Regions from separate parts of the Homo sapiens genome. Here region 2 is linked to region 1. The links are chromatin loops, found by intact Hi-C in ENCODE. Cell type or tissue: OCI-LY7. All regions are shown on one strand. Links, peaks and the distances in the headings refer to the core of each region. The heading gives the core; the rest is flanking DNA. Region 1 has its middle 160 kb from the start of PTEN. Region 2 overlaps LOC105378415 (a long non-coding RNA gene).

Region 1 (11,201 bases), core at 1,909-9,908:
GAGAGGTTCCCTTGAGTCCAGGAGTCTGAGGCGAGCCTGGTCAATGCTGTGAGACCCCCATCTCTACAAATAATTTTTTTTAATTAGCTGAGAGTGATGGCATGTGCCTGAAGTCCCAGCTACATGGGAGGCTGAGGCGGGAGAATGGCTTCAGTCCAGGAAGTTGAGGCTGCAGTGAGCTATGTTCTCACCACTGCACTCCAGCCTGGGTGACAAGGGAAACCCCATTTCAATCAATAATAATAATAACAATAATAATGTAGTTTTAATAAAAGGAGAACAGGAAGAGAGCAGATGAAAAAGAAATTAAATTACAGAGAAATGGCTCAAGTAGGCCTTGAAAAGAAGCAGTCTGTGTTACCCTTGGAAGTTGCCTGCTTGTGTTGTTGGCAGGATAATGGTACTTTTAGGAAAGTGGAGAATGCCAGAGAAGGAGAAGGAAGTGAGGAGGAGGAAGAAATAGGGGAGGAGAACTCATTCTTGAATCAGTTTAAGAAGCTTCAAAGACTCAATTGATGAGTGAACATCAGATTTAAATACACCCTGTCTCCATTAGGGAGATACCCAGAAAGATGCACTATGTCATGGCTAAATTAGGCTGAGTTTCATGTCTGCATGAAGAGAAGTGTATTGGTCTATGTCTGTAACATATATATCACTAAATTTTTCAATGTTTTTGTAATTTGTATAAAAATCTCAAAAAAAAAAAAACAGTCTTTTTTTTTTCCCAAGGGGATTAAGCTATCCTATGGCGTATAGCCTTGGGTTTTTATTTCATTGTAATAATTTTCTAGTCACTTAAAAAGTTCTTGCGTATTTAGAATTTATTACTCCAAGTTTGAAAAATCTAAGGCTTTGTGTCTTAGCACATTGCATCTCTGTTAAGACATTCTTTCCACAAAGACATTAGAAGGATCTCTGGAGGTGACTGATGAAACAATAATTTTGAGTGGATTTAGGGTTTTAATTACTGTTTTATTTAATTGTGAGTGGGCACTGTGGAAAAAAAATCCATCAACAAAGGAAACAATTGTTCCAAAGAATTACATCTGCATTTATTCTCTGTCAAAAATTTCTCATTAAAAATGTGTTTCTTTAAAAGTAACTCAAAGCAGCTGATGAAATACAAGAGCATGGAAAGTTTCAAATCCCAGTGCAAACTGGATTCATCCAAGATCATTTGCCAGAGACTTGACTCCATGGTAAAGAGCTTCTCACCATTTCTCACATCCATTAACTGGGTTTCATACTTACGCTCAGATGCTGGCAGTTTTATTTCCATAGGTGGATATTTTCCACTCAAACACTTCCTTTTCATAATACTTTTGATGTCTCTAGAGCATTAATACTGTTTGACTTTTCTCTTTAGTGATGACTCTGACTCATGTTTTTTTTACTTTAAGAGAGTGGGTGAAGAAAGAAAGAAGCCATAGGCAGCTCTACTAAAGAGGTGAAAATCCTAAAGACCATTCCACAATGTCTGAACCACCATCAAAGACTAGTGTGTGAGAAATGACAGTTACTGAGATTATTCCCAAACCATTCTCTAGTTTTTTTGGAAAGATCAGGCCTGCATGAGAGGCCACTGGGGTAAATCTTACAAAAAAATAAGACTGTAGGAAAAAATAGAACTACCATTTGATCTAGCTGTCCCTCTTTTGGGCATAAACCCAGAGATAATGAAATCACCACCTTTTTAAGATATCTTCACCCCCATGTTCACTGCAGAATTATTTACAATAGCCAAGATATGGAAACAACCTAAGTGTCAATCAGTGGACAAATGGATAAAGAAACTGTGGTGTGTATATACAATGGAATATTATTCAGCCCTAAAAAAGAGCAAGATCTTGCCATTTGCCACAACATGGATGAGCGTGGAGGATATTATACTAAGTGAAATAAGCCAGACACAGAAATACAAATACTGCATGATCTCATATGTGGAATATGACCTCACATGTAGAATATGCTGTCACATGTGGAATCTAAAAACAAATTCACTGTTGGGCCCTGTGACTCATGCCTGTAATCCCAGCACTTTGGGTGGCTGAGGTGGGAGAATCACTTGAGACCAGCCTGGGTAACATAGTGAGATCCTATCTCTACAAAACAAATTTAAAAGATAGCCAGGCATGATGGCACCCACCTGTAGTCCCAACTACTGAGGAGGCTGAGGTGGGAGGATAGCTTGAGTCCAGGAGGTCGAGGCTGCTGTGAGTCATGATCATGTCACTACATTCCAGCCTGGGTGACAAAGTGAGACTCTGTCTCAAAAAAAATAAATAAATAAAGTAAATACATTGAAAATATTTAGAGACAGAGAACAAAACAGTGATTACTGAGGCAGGGGTAGAGAGTGAAGACGAAATGGGGACATGTGGGTCAGAGGATAGAAAGTGGTAGATATGTAGGATGAACGAGTCTAGAAATCTCATCTACAACATGAAGATCTTAGGTAATTAAATTGTGCTGTGTATAGAATTCACTGTAAATGAGTAGATTTTAGCTGCTCTTGCCATGGGTAACTATGTGAAATGACGACTATGTTAATTTGTTTTCACTATAATAACCTTTTTACTATCTCTGTATATCCCTTAACATGTTATATACCTTAAATATACATAAAAACGTTTATTTTTTTAAAAAGATTACAGAAAAACATCTCTTTGAAGCTGGCACTGCTGATGAAAACTAAAGCAATAGATGGAGAAAAGAGGACGATAAAGAAAATTTGGGCTGATATTCTCCAGAAAAGGAAAGGGTGGCCACCTTGTCAATGGATTTGTTGAGCACCCATTATGTGTGGGAAGGGATTACCAAACGCTACAGAAATCTCTGTCTTGAGGTCATGTAACAGTCTATTGAGGGAACAAGGCACATATATACCAAAATGATTTAAATAGCAAGGTAAGAGTAGCATAATAATTCTCAGCAGCTACTGAGCGTTGTATAGACATTGCTTATTTAATACTTACCAAATCAGCCCATGAAGTAGATGGGTTTGTTAAAATGTATTTGCTGACTGGCAACAGAAAAGCCAAAAAAATATATACTGGCTTAAACAAGTAAGGAGGTTATTTATATCATGCTACAAAAAGCCTAGAGTTTGTTGCCCTGGTTAGGACCACCTGGGACACAGTCTCCTCCATATTTCTGCTCTACAGCCCTTAGCTCCACAGTCATAGTTGCTGCCCATTCAAGCATCACATCTGTGTGTAAAGCAGGATGAAGGATGGTGTAACGGGCGTGGGGCACTTATATAAGAAAAGGAATGTTTTCCCAGAAATTCAAGAATACTTCCTCTTATATACTATTAGCCAGAACAATGTCAGTAGGCTACCATCAGCTTTAAGGAAGCCAGTTGCTTGAGCATTTTAGCTGGGCACATTGTTACCCTGAACAAAACTGGGGCTCTATAAGAAGGAAAAATGAGGAGAGAACTTACATTGGGAACATAAATAGCAGTGTCTGCCATGGTGGGTTGACTATGTCATTTTACAGATAATAAACTGAGGCTCAAAGAGGTTAAATGGTTTGCTCAATTTATCATACAACCAGCAAATAGCAGAGCCAGGGTTAAAACCCAGATGTGAGTGAATCCAAAGTTTTTACTCGTAACTCCCATTCATTACTGTCATGTGGCGCTTCAAATGAATGATATAAATAACTTGATGGTAAATGCAGGGTGGGAGTAGATCAATACGATTTTGGTAGGTAGAAAATAGGGAGTAAAATCATGCAGAGAGAAAGATTTTTCCTACTGTTGGAGGCCTTTGGGGGACAGGAAAAAGTCCAAATTGATTATCAGAGAGTTATTGTTAGGGAAGAATGGGAAGAAAGCTCAGAAAGAAGTGCTGGGACACCAGGCTTCCTTGATAGCTCCCAAGTAACAAGTCCAAAATGGAATTTCTGATTTCTCTGTTCCCTAATCCACTTTATTCTCCATCTTTTCCCATCTCAGTAAAATTCACATTTATATGCCCAGCTGGTTAAACAGAAAATCTGAGGGTTGACATTCATCCTTCTGTTGCCCTCACTCTCACATCTGCAAGTTCTGAAGTATTTACCTCCAAAATATCTCTCACTATGTCCTTTCTGTCACTATCTCTGCCCCTTGCTCATCCAGCTTGCCACCAGCGTGTGCTTGAGAATGGAAACAGCCTCCTCCTAATGGGTCTGCTTGCTTCTTCTCTTGTCTCCTTTAGCCAGTTCTCCACTTGGCAATCTTGAATGAACTTTAAACATTGTAAGCCAGATCATATGACAGCATCCACTTAAAACCCTCCTGTGGTTTTTGTTGCACTTGGAAAGGACCCCAACTATGTCTTTGGCTTAGACCCCAGCTTTGTTTGTGACCCTGCACAGTCTAGTACTTCCTTACCTTTCCAATCCCATCTTGCACCGCATTCACCTTTGCTCACTCTTGGGCTCCAATTACAGTAGCTTCTTTGCAATTGTTGAAATGCTTCTTGCCTTGCCCAAGATCCTTCTTTATGGTTTGGAGTACTTTACCCCTGGTCAACTCCTGTTTCTTCATATTTATGCTTAAACATCATCTCCTCAGGCGGGGTTCCCCACGTGCTCTCTCTAAATCCAGTCCCTCTTGTTCTTCTCTATCAGAAACTTAATGATTTCATTTTTTTTCACATTCAGATTACTTTCCTACATATGTAATTATACCTTTATTTGTTATTTGTTTACCTTTTTCTGGTCTGTCTCCCCTGCCCCCTATTAAGAACAATGAGGGCAGAAGCTGTATTTGTTTTGCTGCTGCTATATATCTGGTAACACAGTGCTTGGCACAGAGTAGGTGCTCAATAAATGTTTGAATGAATGAATGAGTGAATGAATAAACAACTGACAAGATTGACTTGGCAAAGTCTCAAATGCCAGTAGAATGTGTTGCACACACAATTAGAAATAAAGCTTGTGGGCCGGGCGCGGTGGCTCACTCCTGTAGTCCCAGCACTTTGGGAGGCTGAGGCGGGAGGATCATGAGGTCAGGAGATCGAGACCATCCTGGCTAACACGGCGAAACCCTGTCTCTACTGAAAATACAAAAAATTAGCTGGGCGTGGTGGTGGGCACCTGTAGTCCCAGCTACTAGGGAGGCTGAGGCAGGAGAATGGTGTGAACCTGGGAAGTGGAGCTTGCAGTGAGCCTAGATTGCGCCACTGCACTCCAGACTGGGCGACAGAGCCAGACTCCGTCTCAAAAAAAAAAAAAAAGGAAATAAAGCTTGTGGCCGGGCACGGTGGCTCACGCCTGTAATCCCAGCACTTTGGGAAGCTGAGGCAGGCAGATCACCTGAGGTCAGGAGTTCGAGACCAGCCTGGCCAACATGGTGAAACCTCATCTCTACTAAAAATACAAAAATTAGCTGGGCGTGGTGGCGGGCGCCTGTAATCCCAGCTACTTGGCAGGCTGAGGCAGGAGAATCACTTGAACCTGGGAGACGGAGGTTGCAGTGAGCCGAGATAGTGCCATTGCACTACAGCCTTGGGGACAAGAGCAAGACTTTGTCTCAAAAACAAAACAAAAACAAAAACAAAAACAAACAAACAACAACAACAACAAAAAATCACAAAAGAAATAAAGCTTGTTAAAGCAATGTTTGACAAGAAGGATTCATTTTATTTACGAGAATCAAATCCAAATGGCAGGTGGGGGATGTCTCTATAGCAGTTACCAGGATGGTCTCTGATAATTTTATGGAAACAATAAGAACTACATGTATTTAATTCTATTTTAATTTAACCATTCTATGTTCAGGGGGTAGAATTTTGATGATGACAACTACTTCCTCTTCCCTGGAGCACTGTTGAGAAACATTGCCCAGTGTGGCCCTGGGGAGCAGTTTCTGTTCTGGCCTGATCTGGATTCCTCTTCTCCCAGCTTCTGCTGACCTCCTTCTGACTCTGATGCTGGTCCTTAACCGACACTTGTCCTTAACCTACGCTGCCTGCTCAGGAATCAGTCACTTCCTTCTTTCAGGGTCTTTATTACTTACTATTTGCGGATGATTCTTGGTGTCTGAAATGTGATTGCTCAAATTTCACTTTACATAAGTCTGCACCAGTTGATATTTAGAAAAGTTTTACTTCCCTCTAATATATGCGCAAAAAACTGCCTGCTTGTTCAACATCTATACCTGAGTTCTTTGCCTCAGTAATAACAAGGATGATATCTACAGCAATAGTAACATAGCTTCTACTATTTAGTACTTACTATGTAAAAGGCATTGTGCTACTCCTTTGAGTAATTAACTTAATATTTTCCACAGGTGAAGAAGCTGAGGTATACAGCATGTATTAAATAGAGTGTGATAACTACTGTAACACACAAAGCCTTATTTTATTGCTCATGTCCATGTACCTTAGTGGTCAAGGGTGTCTACTCCACATAGTTATTCACGGATTCAGGCTCCTTTCATATGGGTCTCAGAATCCTCCCTTAGGTCCTCTGAATCTGGTGGCACTGACAAGACAAAGGAGAGAGGAAGTGGAGATCATACAAAAGGGTTTAGAACCCAGGCCTAGAAGTAGTGTATTCCTTCTGCTCAAATTTTATTGGCCAGGAATCAATTACATGCCTTTGTTGAAATGCAAGGGGGCTGGGAAATATAATCTTCTTATACACCTAGGAGAAGAGGAAACAATTTTGGTGAGTATCTAGCCAGTCTCTGCCACACAGAAATTAAACAACTTGTCATACAATAAATAAGTGCAGATCTGGGACTCAAATACATATTGGTTGGACTAGAAGCCTAAGCTGTTAGGCACATGTCTATCCTCTCTTTACCTGTATATGTACATTTTTTAATATAAAAACTTTTATATATATATGAAAATACATTTTTAAAGACTGTGCTGCAGCCACATGGTGAAAGCAAGTTTATAGTCTGCTCTTCGTCAGGAAGACTCACTACCTGATTAAGGGCCAGGCTGAAAATGTCTTCTTTGATGAGACAGAAAAATGCATGCTGTGACACTTCCTGTGTGAAGCCATATAACCTTCCTTTTCATGTCAGCAGCTCAGGGATCCTGTTCCTGCTTAACCTATTCCAGCCAGAGATCATGAGATCATATTAGACTAAGGACTTTGGACCTTATCCTGTGGCCAGCCTGCTAATGAAACTCTTAACTGGATGCATTTAAAATGCAAGTGATAGTCTCTCTTTGCTGTATGGGGAGGGCCTTACACCAGTGTAATGGGTATAACTTTGTTCTATAAGTTCAGGTGTGTAAAAAATGTACTTTACATTTTCCTTTAACTCAAATTACCATATTTTATTAATTCCAATACATGCCTTTTTGTATGCTAACATCTCTGAAATGTGGATCTAATAATTGATGGCATGTTTGAATTGCTATTTGCTGGGTGGCAGTGCTGATTTATTTGCCATTGTCTGTATGTGTGTGAACATGGTCATAGGTATTTAGATATTGTTACCTCTTTAGTTGAATAATATGCACTGTTGGTATTACCCAGGCAGAGTTTAGTTGCTGTTTGCAATATTTTCAAAAAGATTATCCTGAGTTTCAGCAATGAAATGAAAACTTATAATGAACAGAAAGGCTCAGAAACAGTAGTGGAGTGTAAATATAGTAAAGCAAAAAAAAATTATAAGAATCACTTCAAAGCTACAGTGTCATACAGAGTAAGAGAATTAAATTACTATAAGTATACGAAACTGCGATACAGAGTTATGTTAAAAAGCATTGCATGTTAGTACATGCCAAGCAAGAGCGCACTCACATTAAACCTTTTTGTTTTTTTTGTTTTTTTTTTTCTTTGAGACGGAGTCTCCCTCTGTCGCCCAGGCTGGAGTGCAGTGGCACAATCTCAGCTCACTGGAAGCTCCGCTTCCCGGGTTCACGCCATTCTCCTGCCTCAGCCTCCTGAGTAGCTGGGACTACAGGCGCCCGCCACCGCACCTGGCTAATTTTTTGTATTTTTAGTAGAGACGGGGTTTCACCGTGGTCTCGATCTCCTGACCTCATGATCCGCCTGCCTCGGCCTCCCAAAGTGCTGGGATTACAGGCATGAGCCACTGCGCCTGGCTCACATTAAACCTTTAACAATGGGTGACAACATCTTGGAAGAAAACCTGGAGTCAAGAGTGAGGATACTAGTAAGAAATGTTTCATCACCAACAGAGAAAAATAGTGAGGAGAAAAATATAAACAGTGATGTGGAAGAGTTAGACTCTGAATGAAGAGATATGTTTAGGAATTTCTTAATACATTTATTTTCTTTTTTATGTGTACAAGAGTGACATGTAATAAAAGTCTACGTCCCAACAAGTCTTAAAGGGCTTCTCCAGCAAGTATAAAATAAAAATTTGAAACAAAGAGAAAGCATTGTTTCATAGATTAATTGGGGGCATCTTTCTTTCTTGGTGGCACACAAATTAATGATGTATTTTACAATCGATGGCATTTTAGTATCAATGAAATAGCTAACCTCTCATTTGCACTCCCATTCCTTTGAGTATTGGAAATTAAATTTCAGTCAGTTAAGCACCACCTCTTCCCATGATTACCTTGCATTTCCTGGGGGCTTACGTATGGAAGCCCCTGAGATGACCATCATTCGGCCTGGTTCCTGGTCCTCAGGCAACAGAGATCATTGCTAGGGACATTTCGTTCTCATCTCAGAGCTCTTTCAAAGCTGGCTGGCTCTTTCTGCTACTTCTGTGTCTCTCTTGGATGCAGTTCCTTGGACACAGGAACTTACTAAGGCTGATAAGGCCCTAGGCTTATCAGTGGGCCCTTGGGAGCATAAAAGGTATTCTGTCCCTCCATGTCCTGCTGGGTGGCTGGGTAGCTGAGTACTGGTAGAATTCACTCCTCGTGAGTGCTCTTAGGCATACAGGAATCCAGCCTCTCTTCTGCATCATTTTGGCATGGGGAAACTTAATTGCTTTGGGCTGCTTAGATCTCACATGGCCACATTTTCTCCTATGACATCTTGCAGCCTCCATGACTTTACCTGGAGAAAGGGGCACACATATCATCAAGCCTGCATGGGGTTTGAGGCATTTCCCTTCCCATTCCCACAAGGTCAGTGGGTTGGGCCAGGCTGCAGGACCCACTGTCGGGGATCCACCGGTGTCCAGCTCTCTTAGCTTGCTTTCCACGTCTCCCTTTCATCCTAGTCTGGGCAATGTTTTCTAATATGGAGGGTCAGCTAGACTTTCTCTCAATTTATGTCCCAAATTCTTCTACTCCTCACTAGCTTTGGGCTCTAAAACCCAGGCCAAGAACAGAATTGTGGTTTTCCTTTCTAAGACAGGGTCTCATTTTGAGATAGGGTCTTAGGTTTTCCTTTCTTTTTGAACAAGTGGTTCTGAATGCACAGCTCACTGAATGGAAGAAAGGTCTGAGTGAAAAGAAACATGATAAAACCACACTGAGGAGCATTTCAAAATACTTTCCTAATGCAAATTCTTACAGTGCCTACTCTTTCACTCTTATTTTAACATGTTCTTTTTGGTCAGTTTCTTACATTGCTTGTTTTCTATATCAGCAACCTGGTGGCTGATTTCAATGATCCATCAAGGCTCCTTCCATTTATTTTCCCTAATCACCTCAGTAACCAGGGTGAAGGTATAGCCATTCTCTTCCGCCTCTTCTCTCTTTTTTTTTTTGAGATGGAGTTTCACTCTTGTTGCCCAGGCTGGAGTGCAATGGCGTGACCTTGGCTCACGGCAACCTCTGCCTCCCAGGTTCAAGCAGTTCTCCTGCCTCAGCTCCCGAGTAGCTGGGATTACAGGCATGCACCACCATGCCCAGCTAATTTTGTATTTTTAGTAGAGACGGGGTTTCTCCATGTTGGTCGGGCTGGTCTCGAGCTCCCGACCTCAGGTGATCCACCCGCCTCGGCCTCCCAAAGTGCTGGGATTATAGGAATGAGCCACTGTGCCCAGCCCCTCCTCCTCTTTTTATTTTTATAATATAAGGTTTATAATTTCTATTTCATTGAAAGAAATGAGTAACATACAGACTAGTAGAAGAAAGGGAAAAAAATACATAAAACTTCACTAAGACATCCCCTGGTTGGTGACATTCTGTTGTTTTTCCTTCTAGTTATTTTTTAATGCTTACTTGGCGTGTGCGTGTGTGTGTGTGCGATTAGCATTACATCAGACATAGAACTGTATATCCGGTATTGTTCATTCAACACTATGACTATTTTTCCTTATTATTATAAAATCTTCAGAAACATCAGTGAGTTGACGCAGCAGAGTTTACTCAAACCATTTGCCTAGTATGGAGCATTTAGCTTATTCTCACTGTTGTGAGAATATTTATACATAAATAATAGCATTATGATTGATATCCTTGTGCATGAAGTTTTTCCTACATTTCTGCTTATTTTCTTGAGTTAGTCTCCCAGAATTGGGATTACTAGAAAGACTACCGTTATAAAAACATGCTATTTCCCTGGACTTCATGCAGTATTTCCTCTCCAAATACGAAAATCTTTTACCTGGATACCCTATATCACAGGCTGTACTTGATGTTTCCAGTGGGGAAAAAAATCCAACTGCTGCTGATGCAAGAACATTGTATATCCTCACAAAGGCAAGACTGATGATACAAAAAATATAAAGCCAAAATCTTTGTCTGTTCTTTCCCCCTTTATCGATAGTTATAATAACTTCTCTGAGAGCAGTATATACTATTTGAGTGGAAGATTTCCACAGGCTTCTTTCGTTCACCTCCAGCTTCCTTAGATCTTGACGGCTTTTTCTGATCTCGTAACAATAATTTGCCATTTATCCATAGGAGGAGATGTTCTGTACCTACAAGTGGAAAGTCTGACTCAAATAGTTACTTCTAAAGTTATATTATTTTAAAATCTAAGCTGAAGTTCCATGGTGGATTTAACTTTGAAGAAACACCCAAAGCCAATCCATTCAAAGCATTGTGTTCTCCAAGCAGCTACTGTAGGTGGCTGAGCTCATACTCCAACAATGTGTCATCACTCCAGATGTCTTAGGCCTCCTCTTCTGAAACTACTGTCAAAATCTCTGGCACGTTTTTGAATATCCTCAATGAAGAAAAATCTTAATCTTTTTTGAGGAAGAATTGGATCTTTTGAAACTTTCAGTAGTTTTCAGAATCTAACTGAGTGGACAATGAGATGAGTGGGAAAATGGGCAAGATTTAAAAAAATAAATCACCACAGTA
Region 2 (11,201 bases), core at 1,518-9,517, 64 kb after region 1:
GTAAGTTTGGGCCTTTTCTTTTTCCCTCTTGCTTCTCTATAGGTCAAGTACTTTATCTGCTTTTGTTGACTAGAGCTGGGCTCCCTTTCTGTAGCTTGTGCAATAGCTCAGCAGTCTGTAACTGGACATGACCTCCTTCTCCTGCTAGGGTGGTACGTGTGGGCAGCTTGTGCTGATACACATTAGGCACATGTTCTGTTCTAAGGCACAACAGACACAGCTGACAGACAGCATGAAGGAATGGCCCTCAGCACAAGGAGCTGCTACGTGCATTTGGGCAACACCTTCCTGCCAAGCTTGCAGAATACTTGGGCATTTTAATCTATTAATCTCTAATACTATTCTCAGAGGAGGAAAGTGACTACCATATCCCCACAAAAGGAAACAAGCTTGATTTAATAGTTAAGGGTGTGTATAAAAAGGCTTGTTCAAACTTCATTTATCCCACAAAACATTATTGAGCATCTAATATGGTCTAGGAATGACTCTAGGTGCTAGGATACAGCCATAAGCTAAACTGATTAAAAACAATCAAGCAAGTCAGCCATCAAACAAACAAACAGAAAAAAAAAAAACCCTTTCCAAATGGAGCTTTTATTCTAGTAGGGGAAGGCAGACAATATACCAAATAAAACATAAAATACAGAGTGTGTTTGATTTTGGTAAAAAATAAAAGAAAAATGAGAGTGAACATTTAGGGCAATCAGAGAAAGCCTCATGAAAAGGATGGCATTTGGACAGAGACCTGAAGAAAGTAAGGAGAACAATGACGGGGCAATCTGAAGAGAGAGCATTCCAGGTGGAGGAAACAGTAAGTGCAAATGTCTTGAGGCAGGAGTGTGCCTTGAGTGTTCTGTAACGGAAAAGAGACCAGTGTGGCTGGGACTATCTGTAGCAGAAGATGGGGTTGGAGAGATTATGGAGGCTTACAGGGCCTCTCAGTCACTGTTAAGACCTTTGGCTTTTCCTCTGAATGACATGAGAAGCCACTGGAGGCTTCTTAGTGGAAAGTAGCATTTTTCAGGACCAGCAGTGTGGAAAACAGACAGTGCAAGCACAAGGATGGAAGCAGGCGGGACAGTCAGGAAGCCATTGCCATCATGCTTGTGAGTGATGGCAGAGCTTAGACAAGGTAAGAGCAGGGGAGATACTGAAGAGTGGCTGAATTCTGCATATATTTTGAGGAACAGCCAACAGGATTTGCTGATGGATTGGATAAAGTAAGTGGATTATTTGAAGTTATTTTTTTCTCCCTACCCAAAAGTTATTGTAGCTATTTTCAGGCATAGATAGAAAACTACCTAGATGGTTTATTAGCCTTGGTTGGATACTTTTTTTTCTTTTTTTGAGACGGAGTCTCACTCTGTTGCCCAGGCTGGAGTGCAATGGTGCAATCTCGGCTCACTGCAACTTCCGCCTCCCAGTTTCAAGTGATTCTCCTGCCTCAGTCTCCCAAGTAGCTGGGATTCCAGGCATGCACCACCACGCCTGGCTAATTTTTGTATTTTTAGTAGAGACAGGCTTTTGCCCTGTTGGCCAGGCTGGCCTCGAACTCCTGGACTCAAGTGATCCGCCCACCTCGGCCTCCCAAATTGCTGGGATCACAGGTGTGGGTCACTGCACCTGGCCGGTTAGACATTTCTTATATTCCTTTAGACAATGTTTTAATGTATATGATATAAGTAAACCAAACCTTCTTATAAAAATCATATACAAAATGAAAACTCCCATTTGCTATCTCATGCTTCTTTTCTAAAAAATAGGTAATCCCTATTATGTTTGATTTTTTTATGTGTGCATTTACGTGTTTGAAAATTTATAGTTTCATTCTTTCATGTTGATGGGATCATATTGTTCACATTAATTTTTGCTTAATATATCTTGAAGACCTTTCCAAACTAGTACATAAAGACCCATTTCATTCTTTTAGATTACTTAGAAAATCCTCTAGAAATGCAGCTGACTCATTTCACTCCTGTCTCCTAATCACTGTCTACATTGGAAATCAAAGACAAGCACCCACATGCCCTAGGCAGAGTCTCTACTTCCAGAAAACATCCACAAGATGACATTTTAGAGTTGAGGGAATGATCCCAGCACGCATAGCCAACCTATTTGAAATGTCTTTCTTGTTCTTGGAAGGGATCACAGGGGCCTTGAGTCATTTTAAACTGCTTCTGCTGCAGAAAACTCTTTGGGCATTTTGTGCCCCTGGTTTCCCAAATCTCACTCCCTGGCATGCTTGGCTTGAGAAAGGTAAAAAGCCCAGGGTGGCAGGCTGGTCTGGCATTAAATGGTAAGTGAATTTGCCAAATCAAAACGGAAGCATCTGGCTCGACAAGGATAAGTAATGCAAATGAATGAAAAGAGCATGTATCTATGCTTTTCCCTTGGTTATTAGATATTGCATTCATTGTTATTTGTTGTAACTGTATGAAATTACAGGAAAATTACAAAATACAGAAAAAAGTTAAATGATAATCACCAGAAAGCCCCTTTCCTGCGCTGCCGCCTGCCTCCCCTGGCACCGCCGCCTGCCGCCCCGGAAGACTATTTGGGTATTTACAAGAGAATTAGAAATTGAGATTGTGGCTTACCTATCCTACATGGTCACCATAGTAAAAGCTTCTAACTCTGCCTGCCTCTTCTGCCTCTGTGTATGAATGTGTCATGAGGCAGGTAGGAGGGAGCACAAACACATCCTATTGGAAAACCAACTCCAGGAGTGCGCTTTCCAACACTGGGGACTCTTCATATGGGACGCAATATTATAATGCTAGAGGAAGTTGTGTTAGTTGACCAGGGTTTCCAGCAGTTGGAACAATGCTCAAAATTCAGCATCTGCCCTTCCCCCTGCTATACTACCCCCTGTCCCCCACCGAGGCAACTAGAACACAATCATGCCTTCTTCTCATGTTTGTTCACCTGTTTTCAATTAATGGCAGGGACCTAGTCCCTTAGCTTAGTTGGATTGGTACCTGCAGGATAGGAGACACAGCCAGGTGGGTGGGAGGAGCTGGGTCACAAGACACATTGGAGCTCAGTTCTTCCCAGCACAGCTGGGCTGGGTGTTTGCCTTGGCACCCAGTGCCACTCCACTCAGCTCTGACATGATGGCTGGAAACACTGGCCTGGAATAAAGTGGGAAGCATTCATGCATATTGTGCCAACAGGGTGCTGCATCAGCTGTTCTAGCTACTGAGTGCTAGTCATCTAGCCTTTTGCCTTTGGTGCAAATAATTAGGCTTATTATGGGTATTGAGTTGTCAAAAAAAGGCTTCTGTTTTATGACCAGCAATATTTATTAAACATAAGAATAGTGCTACAATGTGGGGTCTTAAGAAGTTATTAGACAGAGTCCTTGCCCTCAAGAAAAGACTCATAATCCAGTGGCAGGGAGAGAATGTGAGAGAAATAGAGAAATAGTATTTTCAGGCAGCAAGTGGTGAGTGCTACATGAATAGAACAGAAGTTAAACATTCATGGTGGTCAGCAGAAGAAGACATGACTATGTGCTAAAGTGGACATGAGATCAAAGCTTCATGAAAGAGGGAGAATTTGGTGTGGGACTTAAAGGAAGTCCAGGGTTTAGAGAAGTGGAGATGAGAGTTAGAAAATGTCAGGCAGACAAGACAGTTCAGGTAGAGGCTCTAGAGGTGGAAAGGAGATGTGCAAGAAGTAATACTGGTAAATATTGCAAAGGAAGAATCAAAAAGCACAAAAAAGTAGGAAAAGAGAGGAAAGGCAGGAGACATTTTAAACTTGTAAAGATAGATTATTGGCAAAATGATTGTCATTAGCTGAAGTGGGGATTTCTGGAAGAGTCATTAGTTTTGGGGGAAATGACTTTGGGAGTTGCTAAATTGAAGGATGAGAATGCATGTATGAAGGGAGTCTAGTCCAGGAGGGAAATCAAGACATATTTGGTAGTTCCAGTCTCCTGAAAACTCAGGTACCAAATGTCATGCACAGTGACTGGAGAGACATATTTGGAAGTCAGTTTCAAGGCCCAGTAAAATGATATGACTGGATGAGATCTCCAAAGATGGAGCAGCAGAAAACCACTGTCTGAATCTTGCTTGTGCACACGCGTCAGGGGGTGGAAGGAGGAAGTGGACACAGCAGATGTGGCGTACTGGCTTGCGTGGTCGTAGTAGGGTTAAAAGGTTCCCAACAGAAAAGGGAGGAGAGAGAGCCAAAGTGGAGCACTGTTGCCTTCTGGATTGCCACTGAGAAGCTGAGAAGGAGCACTGAGAATAAGCCACTGAACACCGCAACTAGAAGTCTTTGGTGGCTCTTGAGAAAGCAATTTCAGTAGTGAGCGCATCAGTTTAGCAGGTGTTTGGAGTGAATGGTAATGAAATAAATAGAGGACACATAGACCAGTGGTTTTTTGAACTTGGCTTGAACACTGTAATCACCTGGAGGGTTTTTAAAAATTACAAATTCCTAGACCTCACATCAGACCTTATGAGTCAAATCTTTAGTTGACAGGCCTAGGAAACTGAGTTTTTGCAGATGACTTAGATGAAGCCAGTTTATAGTCAGCATTTGTGAACCCACTGGGAGGTAATAAAAGATGAGAAATAGGAGACACTTGAGGGGACGGTAGGGTTGAGGAAGTTTTCTGGGTAGTATTTTTTTCTTGTTTCTTTTTAGAAAACAGGAGACTCAAGCTCCTTTTCCAGGCAGTGAAGATATGAGTGAGACCAAGTATCCTCATGGAGAAATCAGCTCTAGGAAATAGGAGAGGGACCTCCAAGCCAGGTGGGTGAAATCAGGCCTGGGAAGAGATAGATGGCAAGGTGGTAGGAGGTGGAGATTAAAGTGAGAATTCAAGGAAGTGAAGGCAACTCCTGCAATCTTTCCAAATTAAGCTTTGTGTAGTCTTTGAAGAGTGATTCAATTCACCTAAGAACCTTGCATATTCCTCCTTATGACTTTGTTGAGCATATTACATGGCACTTTCATAATGCCAGCTACCCAGGAAATGCAGGTTATGAAAGCTTAGAATTATGAAATGACACAGGTTGTGTGGTTAAACATGAGCTTATCTTTTGAAAGTTTCTATTTCACAGCTTCTGAGGGGATGCACTGTGCATGACTTTTGGTACCTGAGTTTTCAGGAGACTGGAACTGAAAGGAAGAATTCACCAACTACCTGTTTTAGCCCCAGGCAGCATCATCAGAGTCATGCTTGGAGGTGGAAGGGAACACCCTTGTGGCTGGGCCCACAGAACATGTTGAAAACGAGTTCTCAGTATTGTGGCAGGAAGTATTGGGTCACGAGTCGCAACTCACACCTTTCTATAGCTGGCTGTCTCAGCTCTTTGTGAAATCTGGGTCTGAAATCACCTCCTTCTCCCTTCTTCCCTGTGTCTGCACAGTCCAACTGCCCTTTGTGGATTATCTTTGCATCTCGTGAAGCACATACCTAGCATGTTCTTATGATAGCAGTGTGGTCCAGATAGTGAATAACAACCACTACAGCCTATTGAACTCTTATTCTGTGCATTTTATCTAGCCCTTCTTCTGGAATGTGCCTCTGCAAAACTTCTGTTTTAACATCTGTGACAATTAAGTGATTTTTTTCATATTATAAAAAACAATACAACAAATATTAATAACAGTGCTCATTGTATGCCAGGCACTGTTTTAAGTATTTTATGTATCTTGATGCACTTAAACTTCAGAACCACCCTGTGATGTAGTTATTCTGATCCCCATTTTACAGATGAGGGAATTGGAGCTCAGCGAGCAGACATGTGGCTCCAAAATCATATAGCTAATGAGTGATGGGTCAGTGTACTGATACCGAAGCCAGAGCTGTTAACTCATAAATGATGAAATAGATTGAAATGTAGTTCACTAGAAGGGGAAGACATCTTTAGGAATTTGCTATTGATTCAGGTTGCTCCCTGATTTTTTAGCACAAGCGTGGCAAGGCATTCTTCCAATAACCTCAGCTGAAATGCCTGCTTGGAGGACTCAGGTGCTCCATCTTCATCACGTATGTGCTGCTTGGGTTTAGAAAAGCCAGGTGGATCAGTCCCTGAAGCCTGTAATACTTTCCATCATCTCACAGAACACAAGAGTGAGGCTGACCCTCTGCCTACATCTCAGAAAACCTGAGGGACAGAGAGGTCATTTATTTACTCCTTCAACAAATAGTCCATTTCTTGCACACCTCTCTGTGACTTGTCCTGTGTTTGTGGTGTAGAAACAGAGGCATGGGGTGCAGTCCCAGGAGAGGGTGCTCGCAGGAGCACAGAGAAGACTACTCAGGGTGATCCACCCATGCCAGATGGACATACATAGGAGGGCCCTAACCCAGGTAGTGAGATGAGCATGTGTTAGTTTTGTGAACTGAAGCTTATCCCCGATATAGAGTGAAACCTTAGATTGCAGACTTTCAGGATTCAAGGTAGGAGGATGGTACATTCCCATGACGGTAGGCTACAGGGGTGCTGTGACTGTGATTTCTCTCTTGCCCATGGAGAAAAGTGTGACAAGGGCAACAGCCCTGACAACTGCTTGGTGAGAGGAGAGCATGATTATCTGGCACTGTGCCAGCAGTGCTGTGCGAGCTGGGGACTGAGGATCAGGCTGACCTTGATTGGAGGTCTTCCCCACGATTTGCTAGCCGGGTGACTTTAGGCAAGGTATTTGCCACTCTGAACCTCAGTTTCTTTATTTATAGAGATGGAGACAAGAATACCTACCTTACTGGGTTGTTGGGAGAATTCATGAGCCAATGAACATAAAGTATTCAGCATTCCTTCTAACAAATGCTCAGGAGAGACTGTAGCTAACACTCAGCCAGTGCTTACCAAAGGCCAGGCACTGTCCTGTGCCAGTGGTTCTCAACTAGGGGGTGATTTTGCCCCCAGAGGACATTGGGCAATATCTGGAGACATTTTTGATTCTCATGATTGGGAGGGAGGGTGCTGCAGATTTCTAGTGGGTAGAGGCCGGGGATGCCGCTAAACATCCTGCAATGCTCAGGACAGCTCTCCACAACAAACACTCACACCATGCAAATGTCCATAGTGCCCAACTTGGAAACTGTTCTTCGTATGTGTTAACACAAAAAATCCTCATAGGAACGCATGTGGGAGTACCATCTTTATTTTCCTGGTTTAGATCAGGAAATATTAGACAGTCCATTAAATGACTTGGAAATTAAATAGCATACTCAAGCACAAGCAGCTAGAGTAAGAGCCAGGATTTGAACCCTAGCAATCTTGCTCCAGAGTTCTTATGTTTAACCAGTTACCCTAGGTGAACTCTTGTAGGAGTGAGTCAAAAGGCAGTGTGTATGGGATATCGAGAGGCTTCCCTTTCTCCATGCCAGCCATTCTTAAACTCCTGTGAGCATCAGATGACTTGAAGAGCAGGCTAGAAATACAGATCCCAGGGCTCCACACCCAAGTGATTCTGATGCAGCTGCATTTGGGACTCTTACACTAGCCCTCAGGAAAGTTTCCACACATAATAGCAGCATGATACCAGACTTAGAGTCTTGGAGGTTGTTTTCTGAATCTCAATTTTTCAAAAAATACTATATGTAGAGCTTAACATAGTTTTAGAATGCTGTCTAAGAAAAACAAGTATAAGACAAATGCTTTTGAGGCTGGGGAATCACAATGTCTCCTTCAAGAGGACCCTCCAGTTATCTTGGTTTGCTCCTAGACCCTTTTTTTCATATGAGGACGGGACAGTTGCACGTGGCTGCTTTCCCATCACCTCAAGTGCTCAAAGCTGGACTTGTTATACCTTCTTTTCCTCACTCTCACACTTGCTCTTGATAATATTGTCCTCACTGCTGTCTCAGTTAGCCAATTACACAGGCCCTGAGCCCAAAGCACCTTGGAATTTGCCTTCCTTCCACTATGCAGCCAATCTTTAACGTCTTAAAATTCTTCTTTCAACACATTTCTCACGTTGATCATGAACTTCCTGGTTTTGTTCTTTATCACCCAGGCTTAGACTATTGTAGTAACCTCCTACCTGGGCTGCCATCCTCAACTCTTTCCTCCAATACGTCCAGCCAGGCAAATCATCTGAAAATTCAATTTTATTTTGTTTATGCATTCACTGATGTAGTCACAGGTATTTATTGAGCACTCCTCTGTGCTAGGCTCTGTCCTGTGCACACAAAGATGAATTTGACCCTATCAAGTCCCTGTCTTACTCGGAGTCTCCAGCTCCTTATACCATCACAACTGCCCTCCTACCCCACCCCACATTTCTCTGCACAGCTTCTCAGCTCTACTCATTACCCACTGGCTTGTCTTTGCTCATTACTACCTCTACAGCTTTGTCATGTTCTTCTCTACCCAAGGCATGCTTTCTCTCTTATCCATATGTCTAACTTCTATTCATCCTTCAAAACCCAGATCAAATCATGTTTCCTCAATAAATTCTTTCCTGAACATTCTTTCCCAGGACAATTTCTTCTGTCCCATGGTCTTATAGTATCTAATGTCACTATTATTTTTGGAACTGCTACTTATGCACACATGGATTCATTTTTTTGCATGTCTGGTAGGAGAAAAGGGGTTGCTGTTTGGAGCAGTTTATGGTAAAGGATTTAGCCACTCTGGGCAGCATGGTAGATGTAGACACAAAATAGGCGTCATTCTGCCAATTGTAGTTTTAAATTCCTGTGGATGGACCTCAGAGGCCAGATCTGTAGGCTACGTGTCTGGCTTACCCACTTGGACCAAGTGCTGCTACTCAGAATGGCCCAAACCCACAGAGGCCTTAGTTAGTATCTGTGTCTGGCAATAATTCCAAGAATTTCTGAATTTGCCTGTCAGTGAGTCTTCCCAGAGTTCTGTTAGCTAAACAGAAAGAGGAATGCTTTAGCAATAGCTCATATTTATGGAGTGTTTACGATGCATTGGACACTGTGTTAAGTACTTTACATGCATCAGCTTGTTCAACCCTCACAGTAACCACATAAAGTAGAGATTATTCATTTCATTTTGGATGTGAAGAAATGGAGGCTAAGAGTTAAGTCACTTGCCTAAGTTCACACGGCTGGTAGCAGGTGCAGTCACGGGAACCCAGGCCTTTCTCTTCCTACTGTTATCTTTTAACCCTTCTATGCATTCAAGGGTCAGCTACAAAAATATCAGGGACACCCAAGGCTTTCTGATTTTTAAATGAACCCTGGAACTTGTGGTATCCGTCATCTGAAAAGCTTTGTATTGAAATAAGGCTTATTTTAGAGACGACATGGTTCTAGCCGAAAAGATGTTAAGTCATATTCAGAAAAAAAAAAGATTTAAAATAACAGCTGCTTTGTCATAACCCCCTTCTATCCTCAAAGCCCGGCTCTGGGCAACCGATAAGATACTGTGTACAAGGGCACATGCATGACGTTTTCTAGGAAAACTGGTGGGTGAAAGGCTTCCTGAGAAATTTCACACTGGAAATAAACACTCTTGTAGGGTATGTTTCAAGGAAGATCTTGAAATCTTTTCTTCTGGGTACATGACTCTTGCCCTTTGTTTATAGTTGTCATTAGTTCAGGTGGTCTGAAATGCCTGATGTTGAAAATATTTGCCATTTCGAATTTCCCTTTGGCCGTGAGGGGGTGAAGGGACATCTCCTAGGCTTATAAAGGACAGAATCACATGACTTAGAGAGATGGAATTTGTACCCATTGGCAGAGGTACGGGTCTTTATGGATTTAAAGTGTGTCTATTTACAGAAGCAACCCTGATAGGGATAGTGGTTTCATAATTTTTAAAATGTGCTTTTATTTTTTTTAATAAAAATACAGATTTTGAGAAGCAAATAGCTGACATAAAGTGAGCCAACATTTTAGTCCCCCCTCCCCCGCCACCCCCCCAAAAAAAAGCAGAAAAGAATGAAGGTCTTGGTGATTCTCAATATTATATCTTTTCTTTGGAGTCAGTTATATTTTGGTAACAGTTCTTATTAAAATAATAGCAGACACCATTCTTAATAAAACTTTTTTAAAGCTGGATGAGTCCCTAAGGGAATTGCTAATGGTAAGAAGTATAAAAAATACTTCACTGAACCTGTTTTTAAATTCTCTAATGTTTAAATTCTCCTACTCTCTCAACATGCAGCTTCTCCCAGAAGAATGCCTCACCTTTAAAATTTGTCTTAATAATATGAAATATCAAGTCACTTTTACTCTTCATTTTTAATTTTAACATTAAATACGCCTTTTCCCTCTCATAGTTTTTACAGTTAATATACTTGGAATTATGTTGGAGAAATGTAATTTTGGTTTTATTTCTTTCAGAATTCGCTAATGTAAAAAATGCATTTTGAAAAATATTAGACTTACTGAGAGGTCAAATTTTTTCTTCAGTTTTTCAGAAGATGGAAGCAGTGGAATAGAATACTATTCTTCCCCAACTTGCATTAGGTGTTAAATAGCACTCTTTTTCTACTTTCCTGTTTACTTGTCGTATCTTTCCATCTATCACTCTTAGTTTGTGACTTCTATTATCAAGGATACCTCATGGTCTAAGAAGGCTGCTGAAGCTCCAGTCATTATTTTGGAGGTCTAGTTGGGCAATAGGAAGGAGAACTTCCTGAAGGACCTATTAATAACTTCTGCTTAGATCCCATTGGCCACCGCTGGCTGATGTGATGTGATGTGATGTGGATGATGTGATGTAATGTAATGTAATATATTTTTTCAGCTGGGAACATTGCCCAAGATTCTGTAGGTAAGAATAAAGAAAGAATGGATTACCAACGGAAGTCTCTGTCACAATGTCTGTGCTTTAGTCTGGCAAAGCTAAATTAAGCTGCAGCAACAAAGTAACCCCCAAATCCTGGTGACCTGATGCAACAAAGACATCTTTCTTGTTCATGAATTGCCTGATGTAAACCCAGTGGCTCTCCAGTGTAGTTCTCCAAGTGATGACTACCTCCTTTTAAGGTCCCTGCTTCTCAGCAGTGGCTTCTGGGATGCTAAGGTAAGAGAAGATAAAACTGGAGAGTCTCACAAAAGCTTTTCACTGCCCCAGACTGGAAATGACACACAGCACTTCTACTTACAGCTCTTTGGCCAAATCTAGTCTTGGAGTCCTTCCCAACTGCAATGGGCCTAGGAAGTATCATCTTCCTTGTGCCCAGGAAAGATCCTGTGATGATGACTTCTCTGTTTATGTAATTGAGTTCTATTTCCAAACTAAGACAATTATGTT

The links. Peaks named below come from ENCODE experiments on the same cell type or tissue, not always from the same donor. Only the 100,000 strongest peaks of a DNase experiment are listed, where the experiment ranks them.
Region 2: it touches region 1 in a loop (7-fold over the local background); 2 of 110 quality-filtered maps call a loop at or near these places.

Annotation. Positions count from the first base shown.
Region 1 is chr10:88,021,793-88,032,993 of GRCh38, forward strand. No RefSeq gene overlaps it. Among named protein-coding and RNA genes, the nearest start is that of PTEN, 160 kb to the left of the region's middle. RefSeq lists a silencer at 5,815-5,864. In OCI-LY7, for the core only: no CTCF peak of the experiment used is centred there; DNase peaks (open chromatin) are centred at 5,889, 6,499 and 6,979; H3K4me3 peaks cover 1,156 bases; H3K27ac peaks cover 1,915 bases.
Region 2 is chr10:88,086,612-88,097,812 of GRCh38, forward strand. LOC105378415 (a long non-coding RNA gene) reads right to left here. Exons shown (of 6, transcript XR_007062225.1): 2 at 2,979-3,131. Among named protein-coding and RNA genes, the nearest start is that of PTEN, 230 kb to the left of the region's middle. RefSeq lists an enhancer at 5,184-5,233. In OCI-LY7, for the core only: CTCF peaks have their summits at 3,467 and 5,162; DNase peaks (open chromatin) are centred at 5,250 and 6,570; H3K27ac peaks cover 708 bases.